2 separate regions of the Homo sapiens genome follow, and region 2 is linked to region 1. A link is a loop called in an ENCODE intact Hi-C map of the cell type or tissue named here. Cell type or tissue: IMR-90. All regions are shown on one strand.

Evidence for each region. Hi-C counts contacts between places; a loop is a spot of excess contacts. Peaks named below come from ENCODE experiments on the same cell type or tissue, not always from the same donor. Only the 100,000 strongest peaks of a DNase experiment are listed, where the experiment ranks them.
Region 2: a loop joins it to region 1, with 16 times the contacts of the local background. A loop is called at or near these places in 28 of 110 quality-filtered maps.

Annotation. Positions count from the first base shown.
Region 1 is chr12:5,439,452-5,447,451 of GRCh38, forward strand. All of the region lies in intron 1 of NTF3 (neurotrophin 3), which reads left to right. Among named protein-coding and RNA genes, the nearest start is that of NTF3, 11 kb to the left of the region's middle. In IMR-90, a CTCF peak has its summit at 3,151 (motif pointing left); DNase peaks (open chromatin) are centred at 2,200 and 3,140; H3K27ac peaks cover 493 bases.
Region 2 is chr12:5,018,399-5,026,398 of GRCh38, forward strand. It overlaps LOC100507560 (a long non-coding RNA gene), which reads left to right. Exons shown (of 7, transcript NR_187676.1): 2 at 463-644; 3 at 3,290-3,444; 4 at 4,093-4,296; 5 at 5,126-5,223; 6 at 5,394-5,507; 7 at 6,696-7,196. Among named protein-coding and RNA genes, the nearest start is that of KCNA5, 21 kb to the right of the region's middle. In IMR-90, a CTCF peak has its summit at 4,244 (motif pointing right); no DNase peak of the experiment used is centred here; H3K27me3 peaks cover 2,793 bases.

The DNA.
Region 1 (8,000 bases):
CTTCTTCTGCAAAGTTGGTCACCCCATAGGGTAACCTGCTCCCTGCCCCCGGAAGCCTCCTTGTCATGTGCAAGACAAATGTTTAGGTTTTCTAGCCACCTGCTGGCAAGCATGTGTCAGATCTGTCTCAGCCTCCATTGGCCCTCTCCCTTTACTTCTTGTTCTGTTGACAAGGGAACCTGCCCTTACAGAATACGGATATTGATTTAAGCCACAATTGCCTCCTTGTAAACTCTATAAAATTGGAGCTGGACATCTGGTTTTGATCCACACGCCCACGAGAGGTGGTAGGTCCCAGCATTCTTGAGTCCTGGAATTGCACAGAATCAAAGTGAAAAAGAATATGAATGGAGAGCATGAGGTATCTTTAGAATTTGGAAGATGGCTTTCTTTGATAGGCTAGGGAACTCACACCATTTAGACTGGGGCCAAAGTTAAGGTAGGTTTCTTGCTGGGAGGTTGGGGGGCAGGGGTCACTGCTAAAGACTGAGGTCCCCAGGCTGTGTTTGATGCAGAGCAGAGCAGCTGTAGAGCCCTCCAGCTGAGGATTTGCCACTGCACACCATTCTCTGGGCAGTACCAGAAATAGAGAAGCCAAACAGGTTCTTGGGGTGGATGTTGCCCTGTTTGAAGATTGTGACTAAAGGCTCATTCCTTCTTCCTCCACTGATTTCCTCACCATCACTACCACATATACATCATCAAGACAGTTAAGGACAGGTGACTTTGTTCTGTTGCTTAAACATATTTGCATGTACAAATAAATGTTGAACACTAACCTAATGCCTATTAGACCATAGGTACTCAAAAATTATGTATTTACTTTGCTTAAAATAACCTTTCATGTGTAGGGTGATAATTTTTTTCTTCATATGGAGTATATAGCCTTTTAAAAACTGATAGCCAGGTTCTTGCAATTTACTTCCCCCTTCCCTCTGTTTCTAGATCTAAGACCCCAGCATTTAAAAATATCCTTCTCTGGCTCTAAGTGATCCCTCAGGGAGTTTGTTTCAAGTTCTCAATCTGAGATTAGTTTCATCCCACATCTAGAGGACCTGCTTCTAATGGTTCATAAGGTACTTCCACTGGGTTCAAGAGGAAGACACAGCTCTAGAAATCACCTGCTTTCCCAACAGGTGTGTCCCATGGTGGGGAAGAAGCCCAGTCCTCCTAACACCCACCTGGCTACCTTAAATAGCTTGCCACAGTCTCCCTGCAGAGAGCCCAGACTAGCTGTGTGACTTTAAGCAAATCACTTTCCCTCCGTGGGCCTCTTTTCCTGGAAAAGGGAGGAGTTGGACTCACTAGAGGGTCACAAGGACCCTACCAGTGTGACAGATCACATCTTCCATGACTCCGCTGCTCCCTCGGCCCCACACTGTGGCCCATGCCTGGGATTTTCAGGTAACCCTGCTGGCCTAGAGGACTTACATAGAGTGATTTGGAGGGGGTGGAGGAGGAAATTAAGTTATGTGATGCCAGATAAGTCATTGAACATACGGATGAGTGCATGTTTATGAAGCACTGAAGAAACAAGCTTGCCAGATTCGTGGCGGATCTTGGATTGGAAGTTGGGAGTATGCGAGAGGTTTATGTGGGATTAAAGTTGTCTGTGGGTAGCTGAATTCAATAAGCTAAATCAGAGAGATCCCAAACTCTGCAGAGAGATCAGACCCCGCCTCTAACTCCAACAGAGGCTAATTACAATTTTGGGAAGTCCTCGAACCACACTAGGTCTCACTTCCTCATCTATTAAGAGCTACTGACTTTGATTATCTCTAAGGTCTTTCTTGACTTATCATTAATTAAATTGTGAGAATTGGGAGCTAGTAGAAAAATCTGGACAAATGCGTGGATGGAGAAGGGGATACCTCAAATGGCCTAAATATAGAGGGAAATGTTCTGTACAAGTGATACGTTTATTCTTGAATCGGAGATAGCATTGGAGGATATATTCTGTACAAATATTGTGCTTCAAATGCTTACCCCTCCATCATCATCAATGATATTAAAATCATTGCTTAACCTGGGATATTTGCTTAACCTGGGAAGCCTCCCTGCATTTCCCCAGAGAGCCTAAGGCTCCCTTCCCAGCCTCCTGATGCCACTTAGCAGCCTGTGTTTAATTTGCATTCCTAGAATGTGACTTCACAGAGAAAGGGATCTGTTGTTTTCATTTTTGTGTCCCCCACCTTGAATAGCGACAGCCACAGGAATGTGTTGAGTGAATGAATGCGTGACCAGCCATTGTGAGCTCAGAATGTGCAGCAGCGATTTGACAGTGCCAGGAACTTGGCTCAGAGAGGCAGTGCACCTTGCCAGGGCTTCAAAACAGTGTTACCTTTATCCCCCTTTTGGCCTGTCCCAAGGCTAAGGTCATGAATGCTCAGCGCTTGGTGGCCAGAAAAGGCTGTTCTTACTCCCTTTTAGAGACCTTTCTTCCCCACATCTTAGCCTGCTTAGTTCTCCTGCAAATTGGGGCTCTTGGTCACAGGGAATCGGGTGTCATTGCATACGCATTAGGATAACTCCTCGTTAGACACTCGGAAAGCAACTCAAAACACACGTGTACAGATTATTCATTAAGCAGTCTGTTGGTGGTCACGTGCTAAATGTTGGGGAAGATGCAGAGATGAATGTAGTGCTGCTGGCCTTGGGGTCTGGAAACTGGTGAAGGAGGCAGTCAGGTTACAATCATAGTGCTCCAGGGAGAACAAGGGAAGCAAGGAAGATGGAATACAGGGTTCCCACTTCAGGTGTTGTTTTTTAGTACAAACCATGATTGAGAATCCTCTTGGTTCAGGAGCAAGCTGGAGGGTCCAGGAATGGTCTCCGCTTCCACATGACAGTGGTTTTCTTGTCCCTGAATTCCCAGGGCTAGGGTGATGGATGCTCAGAGACCATTGTGATGGGAGCCCTTGGTCCTTGTGGGGAGAGTCGGGGGAACACGCATGTTGTACAGGTGTTGGGGCTTGGGGAGGTGTAGGTGTGCATGCTCACCAGGGTACTTCTCAGAAGTATCCCTGCTCGTGGCATGGTGGGGGTGAGTCCACCTCAGGCCCCTAAGCTGTGCTTCTACTTCCTTTCTAATTATACAGCATGTATTGTCTCTGTGACCACTTCTGACACAGGAACAGACTGCCATCTACTGTCCACTTCTGTCCTGAGTCCCTCCTGCTCAAGGAGGCATTTATTTTTTCTCATCCTGTTTTTAATAGATCCGGACACCAGGAGAAACAGACGTGGAGTCCTATTTAGTAATTTTTTTAGAATTTAGAAGGGAGCCTTCAAAAAACATAGCACATCTGTCAGATGGTTTCCGTATCTGTTTACAAAGTATTATTGTAAGGGGCCACTCTGCTGCCACTGAGTCTTGCTAGCCGCTGTGCGAGGTGCCGTGTGGGATACCAAGAGATACAAAGCAAGGCCTTACCTTCAACAGCCTTGCAGTCTACTTGCGAATACAGTGTAGATTTGCAGAGAAGCAGACTACAGGATGTGGCAGTAGATATTTGGTAAGAGGCATCTGGGTGGTAGGGACTACAGAGGTTTTGGGAGTTTGGAGGAAGGAGGAGCCCTTATAGGCTGGGGGATTTGGGAAAGACCAATATGGGTCTCCTTTTAGCAATCCCAGTGTTTAGGAAGAGGCTTCTAAGAGCTGCGCGATGTTGTGGGACAGGCTATGAACTGGAAACTCAGGAACCTGGAGGGCCTGAGGTCTAGTCCAGCTTCTGGCAGTCCTGCCCTGTGACCCAGGGCCTTGGGTTCCGCATCCTCAAAGCAAGGCTGTTGGTCTTCTTGTCATGTAAGGGCCCCCCCATCCCCGACCCTGCATCATGTACCACTCTTGGATGCAGTGGGAGGTGGTTTCCTGGTTTCCAGCTTGTCAAGAGCAATAGAGTCAATTGGATCCCATGCAGGAAGGATACCTGGATGCAGGGCCCTGTGCTGATGACCCCACATGCAGCAGGAGAGAGAGAATTTCCCCAGGGGAGTTTTGGGTGCTGTTAAAATACAAAGGGGGGAAATGTTCCATGCAACCTCTGCATGCCACTCCTCTCCAGAGCTTTCCTGGACTTTCCTTCCAAAAATATATGTGCATGGTGCTTTGCGTCCAAGATAGCTACCCCAAAAGAAATTGTATTAGTATTCTAGCATTGTTCATAGCTCAAATCTAAGATTCCTTCACATTAGAATTCATTCCATGATTGTTTTTATGGAGGTTTTCTTTGAGTATTTGAGACTTTTGGTAGCTGTGGATTAAAATGAGGAAAAGATTGTTTTCTATAGCTCTTTTACTCCTTGTCTCTTTTTCTCTGTCTTTCTTAGCATTTAAACCACCACCAAGGAAACCTCCAGGGTGTTTATTGCATATTCTTGCCTTTTGATGTGTGTGTGTGCATGAGAGAGAGAGAAAAAAAAAGAAAGGGAGAGAGGAGAGGCGAGAGAGAGTACAAGAGAGAAAGATATTTTAGACTGTGGTCTATTAGCATGTCTAGGAAATCAAGTTGAATTTGGATTGGGTTACAGGTTGAGAGACCTCAGCTCGTCACTGTAATCCTCTGACATTTCCCTTTTACTTTTTGGCTCTTGTCTGAATCAAGAATACATCTTCCCGTTCCCTCTTCCATGTTTACATCTTCTTTTGGGGCAGCTGTATAAAGTTACTGTCTGTCTACAGCAAGTCTCCTTAATTCTTTTGGGGACTGCTCGACAGAGGCACAGTCAAGGATAGAACCATTAGAGACGGTCAGCTTTTGGACAAAGACAAAAAAATATGTTGAGGAATAGGAGAAATGTTCCAATTGTCGATTATGTGTTTTCCTGTGGTATGCTGATGTCTGTGACTGTTGTCCACAGAAAGAGAGCGTGAGCAGGGGCTGGGGCAGAGATAAAAGGGAGATTCTCCCCAAACCAACAAATGTGGAGAGAGAGCAGGAGTCCCCAGCAACAGATATGGAGCCAAACAACCCTGGGAAGTAACTAGGAAACTTCCTGGTGACCTGAGATGTGTTTTGTAATCACTGGTGAAAGTAGGAGGAGATGGGGTAGAGGAGAGTTACAGGTAGAGAAGTTCCGTGGGAGGAGACCCCAAGGTGAGAGAAAGCAGGGACTTAAAGAACTGAAAGAAGCCCAGGGAGGGGATGAACAGAGAACATCCCATATATCCCATATCCAGTATGGTGGAGAGGTGGGCGGGAGCCAACTGGGAGCTTACTTTTTTTTTCCCAGGGGCATGGGAACTATGGAAAACTCTGAGGGCACAATTAAGCTTTTGTTTTTAAAAAGATCCCTCCGGCTGCAGTGTGGCTCTGAATAAAGAGTTGTTCAATGAAGAAAGGAATGGCTGATGGTTGGATTGATGGAAGAATTAATGAATGAGCAAACGAATGCATGAGATGCAGAGGGAACGCAGCAAGCCTGATTTGATCTCTGGTTACTTTGACCAGTACTGGCTCCAGGGGCGATTATCTCAGCCTGGGAGGCCAGGGAGTAATGCATTGATTAGAATGTCTCTGGACACATGGATTAAAATATCTGATATTTTAGGGTGGTTGATAGTGGGGAGGACTTCTGAAACTTTTTCCCTCTTCTATGCATTTCCATCCTAATTTGATTTCATTCAGGATCAAAAAAGAAGATGGCTTTTGAAATTACATCCCAGAAAATCTGAAACTGTGGCATTGACTTGCTCCAGAGAGGGCTGCTTGCATGGAAGACCTTTTCATAGGCTCATCGTGGAATAGGGACAGATGATAAAGTTTCTTGGGCATATGAAGGGGTCCCAGATTTCTGGACGTCAGATCCACCCATAGATGATTCCTTGGATTAAATGATGTGTGTGTGTATGTGTGTGTGTGTGTGTGTGTGTGTGTGTGTGTGTGTTTAAAGTTTTAAAGTCTCCTGAAAATTACCAAGTGCTACTGAACATTTTTTTTGTCAGTAGTGGATATCTGGATAATTTCTTTCAAGGCCACATTGCTTAGCATGTATAAGGAAAGTGTGTGCGGCAGAGACCCAGATGGACAGCCGGCATGCCATCCAGTTGCTTGGGGAGTGTGAATACTCCTTGGCAAAGCCAAAGGGAGCCAAAGAGGACCTCTAGTGTCTTTGCTCTCCCATGTCCTGACTATTCCAATCTCACTTTGCATTTTGAGATCTTTTAACTTTTGCTAACAGTGATTGCTCAGGATGTCATTCAGGCCAATTAAATTTGAATGTCTAGGGTTGGGACAGAAGCTCACGAGGTGAATGCAATGTGCAGCCACGTTGAGAACCACTAGCTGACACTGCTAATCTACTCTGCTCTCCTCCCTGCCTTTTGGCGGCTTTGCCATGATATCTGTCCCATCCTCACCTCAGTTTGCTGAGAACTCCTCACTTAGTTAAGGAAGTTCTTCTAAGGATGTTCAACTAATATGGGCTAAGGCCTCCTATCCCCTAAAAATCCAGCATTTGCCTGAGAAATTGGACGCTAGGAGGATAAGACAGGTTCTTAGCAGATTCTGAAGCACTCACCGTCTCTCATCTGCTGAAGGGTGTATTGAGGATGAATGATGGGGAACAGCAGGGAGAAAGACCAGCATCCATAGGGCAGTAACAGGGTGCAGACACCTATTTATATGTGTCATCGTAGTTCCCCTGACAGCTCCCAGAACCAGATATTATACCAGGCAGATATACCAGGCTTACAGGCACCTATTTATATGTGTCATCTCCTTAGTTCCCCCAACAACTCACAGAGGCAGATATTATACCAGGCTTGAGGGCACAACAACTCACAGAGGCAGATATTATACCAGACTTGAGGGCACAGTTTGCATAATGCATTCATAATGCAAAGTGGTTTGTGATCTTGGAATGATCAGACTTCCTACACTGGTTCTCCCCAGTAATTTGCATATCAGCCAGATACCCTCCTCTAGGGTTAGCTATGATCAGGGCTGCTGATTTCTGGCACTGATGGCTCAATGGGAAGGAAAGCGCCTATCCCCTCTGTTCTGTGGGATTCAGCAATCTTGGGCTGGTCCTTCCAGGAGGCCCAACCTGAGGACATGCTTTAACCAACAGGCCTTTATATTGAGAAAATAGTAGTTCTCTTCCTTGCCATTTCCCTGTTAGGAAGCCATGGCTTGCAGGACAGCCAGGGAGTAGAGGTTCAGAGAAGGAGGCTAAAAAAATCAAGACCTGAAAAAGTTAAGTTTCCAACCATATATTCCCAAATTGTAGAGTGGACCATATGGAATCATTGCAATCCCTGGGTTTCTCATTTACAACTTTTGCAAAAGATATTACTATGTATGCTGTCAGGCATGCTGGAGCCGGATGTCTAGCACCCATTGCTAAGTGCATGCTTCGGTAAGAGCTTTGGACTTGGGATTCTCCAGACTGCTGAGTGACCTACGTGTAGTTTAGCAACATAATGCTTGGAATGAGCCACGCCGACCTGATGCGAGAACCGGATGGTAGCCGAAGAGAGCAGGCCAGGTAGTGAGACAACTATGATCTGCAGAGGTGGGCAGCGGGGTGGAGACAGGCTTCTTCTGCACCAAGTACTGCTACCTGAACTGTACATCACAGAGACAAGCCCTGCCGAGAGCAGTGGAAGCAGGAAAACACAGGCCTATCTCTGTGTCTGTCATGTAAGTAAGTCTCTCTTGGCTGTGTGTACCTGCCACCATCACCCCATCCCACCCCAAATATACAGCATCACCTTCAGCTATAGCTTTTGGTTTTTGATTAAAGGACAGTAATATTTCCAGGAGGGAGAAGAGTGATGAACAGAAGCATTTATGTATGGACACTGGGCAATTTATTGTTTTTCAAAGTCTAATCTAGAACATGTTTGCAAGAAAGCGTGAATTGAGTAAAAAGTTTACTATCGTATTAAGGACTGTTAGGTACAATGACTGAAGGAGGAGTTAAGAGTGATCCTTCAATAATTCCCCTGTGGGATTATGCACATTTAAGGAAAAATGTTCTTCAGGCTATTTCTGCCT
Region 2 (8,000 bases), 420 kb before region 1:
AAGTTGTGGCCGATGGAGGCTCCCCAAAGTGCATGGAAGGTGGTGATCCAGTGTCTAAAGGCAGGAGTACTGGGGCAACCCCATAGCTGGGGGTCCTATGGGAGAGACTGAGGAACTTCGGTTTGTGGACTCTCAGTCAACTGTGTTACTGAGGAGGGGAAAGGAAAGTAGATGAGTTGGTGGTTTGAACAAGACCCAAATCTTGCTTCTACTTATAGGTGCTCACAATGGCCAGTGCCCTGGAAAAGCTCTGGAATAAATACACCTGGGCCTTAGAAAGCAGAGGCAGGAGACAATGCCATCCAGTGGGAGCTTTCATTTGTTTCCTCAGCCAGCCTCTGTGTCAGGCTTTTTGGGAACAAGGGCTGGATGAACAAGACCTTGGGAGTTCCTGTGGGGAGGGACTGGGGGTGAATGGGCAGTGTGGCTGGCCCGGTGATCACTTCTCCTCTGCTTGTCTAGGCTTGAGGATGGATTCTTGGCTCCTGGTGCATTGCCACTCCCTGCCACCCTCCTCCTTGTCTTCTATCTTCTCCTGGTGGCGTCAGGCCTTGCTTCGTGTCCCAACAGGAGCCTCTGGGGCTGGCACAGCCCTCACTGCCTACAACCTGGGCCTGGTGGTTCTCCTAGGGTGCCTCTGGGAGGTAAGGCTGGTGGGCTGGGGTTCCTGGAGAGTTCTAGGATCTTTTTTTGGAGGGCTGACCAAGGGATAAGTAGAACCATGATATTCCTACATAGAAAATTGAAAAGCCTTTTTGATGGGGTCACATGCAGGAGCTGGGATTCTGTGCCATCGTTGGCTGCTCAATCCCTGTTGCAAACTTTCACTCTTCATTTCCTCACATGAGAGAGTACAGGTCAGTGGCAAGCCAGAGTGGAATTCCTTATCCCTCCCACCTCATGTGGATCCCCAGTCTCCTGTTTCCACCTGGGCTCTGTTCATCTCTGCCTGGTTTTCTGATCCCCAAATCTGGTATTCCTTTCAGACCTTGTAAACAGTCATTCAGCAGGTGTATATCAAATATATGCTTCGTGCCAGGCTGTGTTTGGCCTGCAGAATCCCTGTTGGATAAGGCCCCCCTGCCCTCCAGAGGCTCACAGTCTAGAGGGGAGACAGGTGTGGACACAGGCAGTTGCAATGCAGTGTGTTGAGTGGGCAACAGAGAGGATGTATCACGCACCAAGGGCAGGCAGGATGGGGCAGTAACCTGGTCTCTGGTCCAGGGGTGAGGATGTCAGGAAAAGCTTTTCACAGGTGGTAATGATCATCACAGATGTGTTTCCATGTTGATTACAGGCAAGGAATTGGTGTCGACACTTTATGAGGATTGGCTCATCTAATCCTCATGATAGCACTGTTTGAGGCACAGAGGGGTTAAGTAACTTAGCAGGTGGCAAGGCACAGAGGCAGAGTGCAAACCAGGCACCCTGACTGAACAGCTTGCAGCCTCCTCCTCCATCTCTTCCACCTGTTGGTGAGTTAGCAGGGAGGAGACAGAAGAAGCAGGTCCGGACAGCCCCATCTCTTCCAACTCCTCTTCGTCTCTTCCTTTCTTATTGCTGAGCTACAGTGCATCCTCCACCCTACTGACAATAATCTACCCCAAGCACAGGGAGGATGGTTCCACTGCCTGCTAGGAGCCTCTGATGCTTCCCATCCCGCAGAGGCTGAGGCTGAACCCCCTTCATGGACACATGAAGCCCTCTAGAGTCCTCTCTGGCCTTGTCTTCCACTCCGCCTCGTCTCCCTCTATATGCTCTCAGCAGCCTTGCACACCACCCTCATCCAGCACAGGCCTGCTCGCCAGCCCACACAGCCATGCTCAGCAAGTCCTCAGGCCTGGGCACATCACTGATTTTCTGCCAGAATTGCTCTTGTCCCCCAATCTCCTGACAAACTCCTGCACATCCTTTAGATTCAGGTCAGTTGTCGCCTCACAGGAAGCGGTCCCTGACTCCTCTACGGCCAGGTTATTTGTTTCCTTGCTTAGCCATTCCCAGCTCTGGGTACAGTCCTGGACTTTCTGAGGTGGGCTGGAGCCACTCTACCCGCGGGTGAGCACCAGGTGTGGGTCTCCCCGCAAATTCATGTTCAGTGACTTTGTGCGAAATAACTTGAAGTCCCTCCACCCTGGTGGCAGTATTTACACCATAGGAATTGACAAACCCCGCAGACACCTCCCCCACCTTAGGAGCTTATTAAGGATATACTGACCCCCCACTGACTGTGTCTTTCTCCAACTGTGTCACCACTTTCGTATGTGTCTTTCTCCCCTCCCAAATGGCAAGTACTTCAAAGGCAAGGCCTCTGTCTTATTTATCCGTTTACAGACAGACCCAGCGTACTGTCTGGTAGCACATGAGGGCTGCCAATAACTCATGAGACGTGAGGCATGCCCTAGAGAATTTGTCATTTAATTATGGCAACCAGGCATTCTCCTGCCACCCCAGTCCCTTGAAAACTCTGCCACGCCCACAGTCAGCTTCCTGCTCAGAAACCTCAGTAGGTCCTTTTGCATATATGGCCAGAATGCCATGTCCCCCAAGGTAGGGATTTGTATCTGTTTGGTTTTATCAATGAGATCCAGTGCTCAGAACAGTGCCCAGCATGGAGAAATGCTTTGTACCTTTCAACACATTATTGTCAAATAAATCAATAAATGATAAAATTCAAGCTCCTTACAACAGGCTTCAAGACCCTTTATTCACAATTCTGTCTCTCCAATTCTGTGGCCAGCTTCTCCTTTGGTCAGAGCCTCCGCACCAGTCCCGCTGATCTCCTAGTTAGCCCCTCAGGTCCAGGTACCACATACTCTTGTCCTGGCATGAAACTCCCACTCCCTCCCCTCTGTCTGCCCAAAGCCGCCTCATTCTTTGATCCGACTCCTGGAACACCTGCTATTTTCTACTCTTCCTCTAGCACCAACCTGTAAGGTTAGGATTTTTTTCTACATTCTCAGCCAGGCTTTGAGCTCCTTAGGGCAGGGCTGGCGTATGGACCACCTTGGTGTCTCCAGCACCCACCTCAGGCTTTCATGCATAGTAGGCACCCGGGGTAGGGTTGTAGCCTATATTTGCTCACATTAAAAAATTAGAGACCAGCAAGATATATGCAAGTTGCCGCCTCTAACCTCGCCACCCCATGGAGTTTCTTTTTAGCAGTTGTTGACCAAGTGTCAGCAGAGGTTGCATTGGGGTGTTGGTGTTCAGGAGCCCGAGCCAGTCGGGGCTCACCATGGTGGCAGCAGGCTTTATGACTTGGTCTTTTCCTCTTTCCTTTTCCTCTCAGGTCATGGTCACCCCGCTGCTGGCTAACTGCAGCTACTTCTGCCAGCCAGTGGACTACAGATGGAGAAAGCATGGAATGAGGGTATGGCAGGGAGCAGGAAGCAAGCCTGGAGAGGGTTAGGAGGAACAACTTCATAACAATCGGAGGTCAAGGAGGTATCACCTGAGCCTTTTGATGAGAGGCAGGGGACTAGCTAGTTTTGGAGTCAGATAACATCAATTTGGATCTCAGCTCTGCCAGTTACTTGCTGTGTGACTCTGGGTGGCACACCTAACTCTTCTGGGACTCAATTTTCTTATCTATAAGATTGAGATAATAATACCTATTTTATAAAGCGAAATGATTGAAGGAAGACGGAATCAGATAATATATGATAGATAATATATGAAAGTGTTTAGCACAGGGGCCGGCACACACTGAGCGGTAGCTAGGTGGTAGTGATTTCATCACTGTTAGCTGTTCTCTGTTTCAACTGGAAGCAGAACAAAAGACTCTAGCTGAAGCCTGTCTCCAGGTAGCTAAGGCTTCTCACCAGCTGATATGGATGTTGAGTCACTGGATGTTGGTGATGGGCTCATGTCCTGTGACTCAAAGTATGATCCTTGGGCCAGCAGCATCATTTGGGAGCTTGTTGGAAATGCAGAATCTGTGCTCCACCCCAGGCACACTGATTAAGAATCTTCTTTTCAACGAACAAGATGCCCACATGCTCATTAGATTCCAAGGTTCTGGGCTGGGGCACATTTGGAGAGTCCTTCTGTGGTCACTCCAGTAGCTTCTCCCCTTCTTTCCTGTGCGAACAGGCATCTTCCTGGAGACAGGAAGGTAGGCACTGTGGAATCAGCGGTGCGTAGAACAGTGAGGATTTGGGGCTGAACCCAGCCCAGGTGGGCCAAGCCGTGGCACCAGCCGGACTGCAGTCTGATGGAACTTCCCCTTCCTGCCCAGCAGATGGCGAGCGTGTGCTGCTGGTGCCTCTTTCCAAAGGACGTTGAATTGCTTGACAGGTAAGATCCCGGACCCATGGGCTCCTGTATATCCGTCAGCCAAATCTGGGGTGGTGTCTGACTCTGCCAGCAAGAATGCTCTCTAGGTTTGCCCAGGCAGCCATGCCAGAGACTAATTTCAGAGTAAAGCCTTGGTCCAGTACCTGGCTGAGGGAGGATGCTCAGCCACTGAGGTAGCATCCCTCTCTGCCGGCTCCCCTGGTCCCTGCTTTCTATCAACAGAAGTAGGAGTAGGCATTTGCCCCATTAGTATCCAGGTTCCAGGTAAAATTAAAATGGAAAATTAAACAAATTTTAAAACTGACATGATATAGCAAGGGTCATCCAACGGCAAAAGCCATCCTTCCATGTTAATGAGAAGAAACCTTGCTGGTGAGGCCAGGGAGCTTGTGGGATTAAGCAGGGTGGGGCAAGAGCATAATGTTGGTGTGGTTGGTGATGAAAAGAGGGTACTCTTTCTTCTCAGTCTCTTGCCAAAATGATCTGAGCAAAGATCACGTGGGAATGTGTTGTGTGGGTGTCCGGATTTGGGCTGACTGTTCAACACCTGAACTCTTACCCCGGTGGCCTGGGGGGCAAGGATCGGACATTGGAAAGAACCCAGTCTCTGAAGCCAGACTGTTCTGATCCCAGTTTGGCCACCTACTAGTTGTGTGCCTTTGGGCAAGTTACTTAACCTTTCTGTGCCTCTGTTTTTTTTTTTTTTTTTTTTCTTGAAAAATGGAAGTAGTAGAAGTATAAACTGCACACAATTATGTGGTATTTAAGTGATTATTTTATACACATAAAGTAGAATAGTGTTCTCTTCCCTCCTCTTCCCACCACACAGCCCTGCCCAGCATCTAGAAGACCACCTGAAGCTTTCACACTTTGAGACCTTAGATCCTGCGAGGGTTTGAATTTCAAAAGCTTCAATTAAAGCACACAGTAGGTCATAAATTGGTGTTTGACTGTTGTTATTTCCCTTTAGTTTTACTCTCTTCTTCAGTAAAACAGGTAGAATTACCATATCCCACTCTAAGGGGTAGTTGAGGCCCCTGGAGAAGTCTGGAGAAAGGAGACCTCCAGAGTTGATGCCATCTCTTCCTCCTCTCCAGGTGTTCTTTACTTTATGAATGAAGCCAGAGCAGCCCACCTTCCTGCATCTCTACCACCATGGCACCATGCCCTGTGATGGGTGGGCTGGAGTCAAATATGTAGCAGGCAGCCAGGTAAGTGATGCGCGCCGTGGACGGCCCTGCTCCAGGCCCTAGTAAGGCAGGTCTGCTGGGCTGGTCTGCTGGGCTGAGTCCCAGCTCAGGAGACCTGCATCCCTGGAATATCATGGCTGGTCTCTAACTTTTCCCTTCCCTGAGGTCATGAGACCAGGCCTCTGCTCCCATTTGTCCCTGTGGCTCCTCAGAGCTCTCGGGCTACCCCTCTCTGGGATGGGGAGGTGGCTGCTGGGAGATGCTCATAGCCATCAGCCCAGAGAACACAAAGGTAGTAGAAACATTCTCATTGAGCATCTCAATAACTCCAGCCCTCCATCATCACGATCTCAGATGGCTCATGCCGGACCTCTGCAGGATAAGGTCTTTCCAGGGATTCTCTGTGGAGATTGCAGAGGTGCTCTCTGCAGCTTGGAGGATTGAAACATCAAAGAGAACTCCCACACCACAGCTAAGCCCAGCTCCACTTATTTTCCTTTATCTCCCCACACCCCACTCTGCAGCCTTCTTCATAGGGATGCTTAATTCTTTGGTCCATGTCTTCATGGACTGGCCAGGTTGTGGCCTTCTATGTGGCCCTGCTTCTGGTGGAAATGATATCTTACCACCCTACAGCTGGTAAGGAGATCTCATTGGCTCCAGGGGCCTTGGCTGAACCCTTGGTTCTATTCTTGGCTTGTCACTCTATACCAGTGACTTGGCATCTGCCCATAAACAAGCCCTCTCATCCTTAGATCTTCCTTAGCTTCCTAACTTGCAAGGGCCTCGGTAGCCATCTCATCAGATCCTGGAACTAACCCTAACTCACTGGCACAGTGTGGGACTTTGAGCAAATGGCTTCCATGCTCAGGTCTCAATGTCATTATCTATAAAATGAGGGCCTCAGCCAGATGACCTCTAAGCATTAATATCCTGTGAGTCTGTGATCACCGATTGCACCCTCCAGGTGCCTGGATGTCTTGCAGTTTTGGGAGAACCACTGCCCCCCAGATGGTGATGACAGCCTAAAGTGTCCCATACGGGGCTCTGGATAGACTGAGTTTATCATCAGGGCCACCATGACATGGCTGGATGGGGGAATTGGGGAAACCACGACCAGGAGAAGGGTCAAGAAGATTCTTGGGATCATGGGGTGGAAAAAACTGACTGCTCTCCCTTCTCTTTCTTCTCATGCTTTCTTTTGCCCAGGGTCAGTTTGTGGCCACTGCTGCCCCCTCTTCCTACAGTCTCCTCACTGAGTGCCCCTTCCCTGTTGGGTTCAACACATCTGTGCTCCTGTAAGCCCTCAGCCTCCTCGTTCTCTTCCTCAACTTCTACCACCAGACACATCTGAGAAGCAAGCAAGAGAGGCTGAACTAGGAGCAGGACCCAGGGACTGAAACCAGCACAGCATCCCCACAGAGAATTGGGTGGAAGGCAGCATGGCTTCCAGCTTACTGGTGCTGAGCAGATTGCTCTGGGTCTCCATTGTATCCTCTGAAGGAAGGAGGAGGATTGCCTTCTGTCCAGATCTCAGGATCAAACAAATAGGTCCAATTTCCTGTGCTCACTTCAGTTAGAGCACTTCTCATGTGACTTTGTAGCTTTGTGTGCATCTCCTTCCTCTACTAGACCTAAGCCCCTCACGGGAGGGACTCTCTTATTCTTGATGTTCCCCACACCTGGAATTTCAATAAACATCTCAATAAACGTGTGTGTTTGGATCCTTGGATCCCATGACTGCCGTCATAACCTTGGTGAAGAAGAGGGCTGGGAGTAGGAAAGAGGTCAAGGTTCGCTTGATCTCTAACCCTATAGTGGGAAATTGTGACGGAGAATATTCAAGAGTGGGTGTGGGTCTGTTTGATTTCAGGTGTAGCTGTGTAAATAGTTAGCCCTGCATATATTTTTGTCTACTCACAACTGCCTGCATGTGTATTCATAGAGTTGTGTGATTCTGTGTATGTGCCTGGGGAGTGGGAGAGGGCCATGTGCACATGTCTGAATACTTGTTTTCAAATATACATGCATGTTTCCATTTGGGTTTCTCTCCATTTGTGTTGTTTGCCTGCCTCTTCTGTAAGTCTCTGAAAGTGCCACATTGGCAAATAAAAGCCACTGGGATCAATAATTCTCCTGTTCTGATGGGAGACATGGAAGCCCACTGAGAAATCTCCGAATACATGTTCCACTAAGAGCTTCCAAAAATAAATGGGAAAAAAGGAGAAATGGGGCACACCCATCTTCTTCACAGAGAGGGAAACTGAGGACCAGCAAAGGGGAATATATGACTGAGATACTATGGCAGAAGCAAATATTGGCTGAGCTGTTCAAACCCAGAATAGGATGGGTTTCTTGAAAGCAGTTTGCCTGGGAGCTGTCTCTATGTCTCCAGTATGATGACTTTTCTCCTTTATAATTGCCCTTCGGCTGTTTTTCATCTCTAGGTAAGTTCTTATTTTGCCATGCCTCAATAGTCAAGAAAATTAAAGAATTGCTGAAGGTTATGCAGTG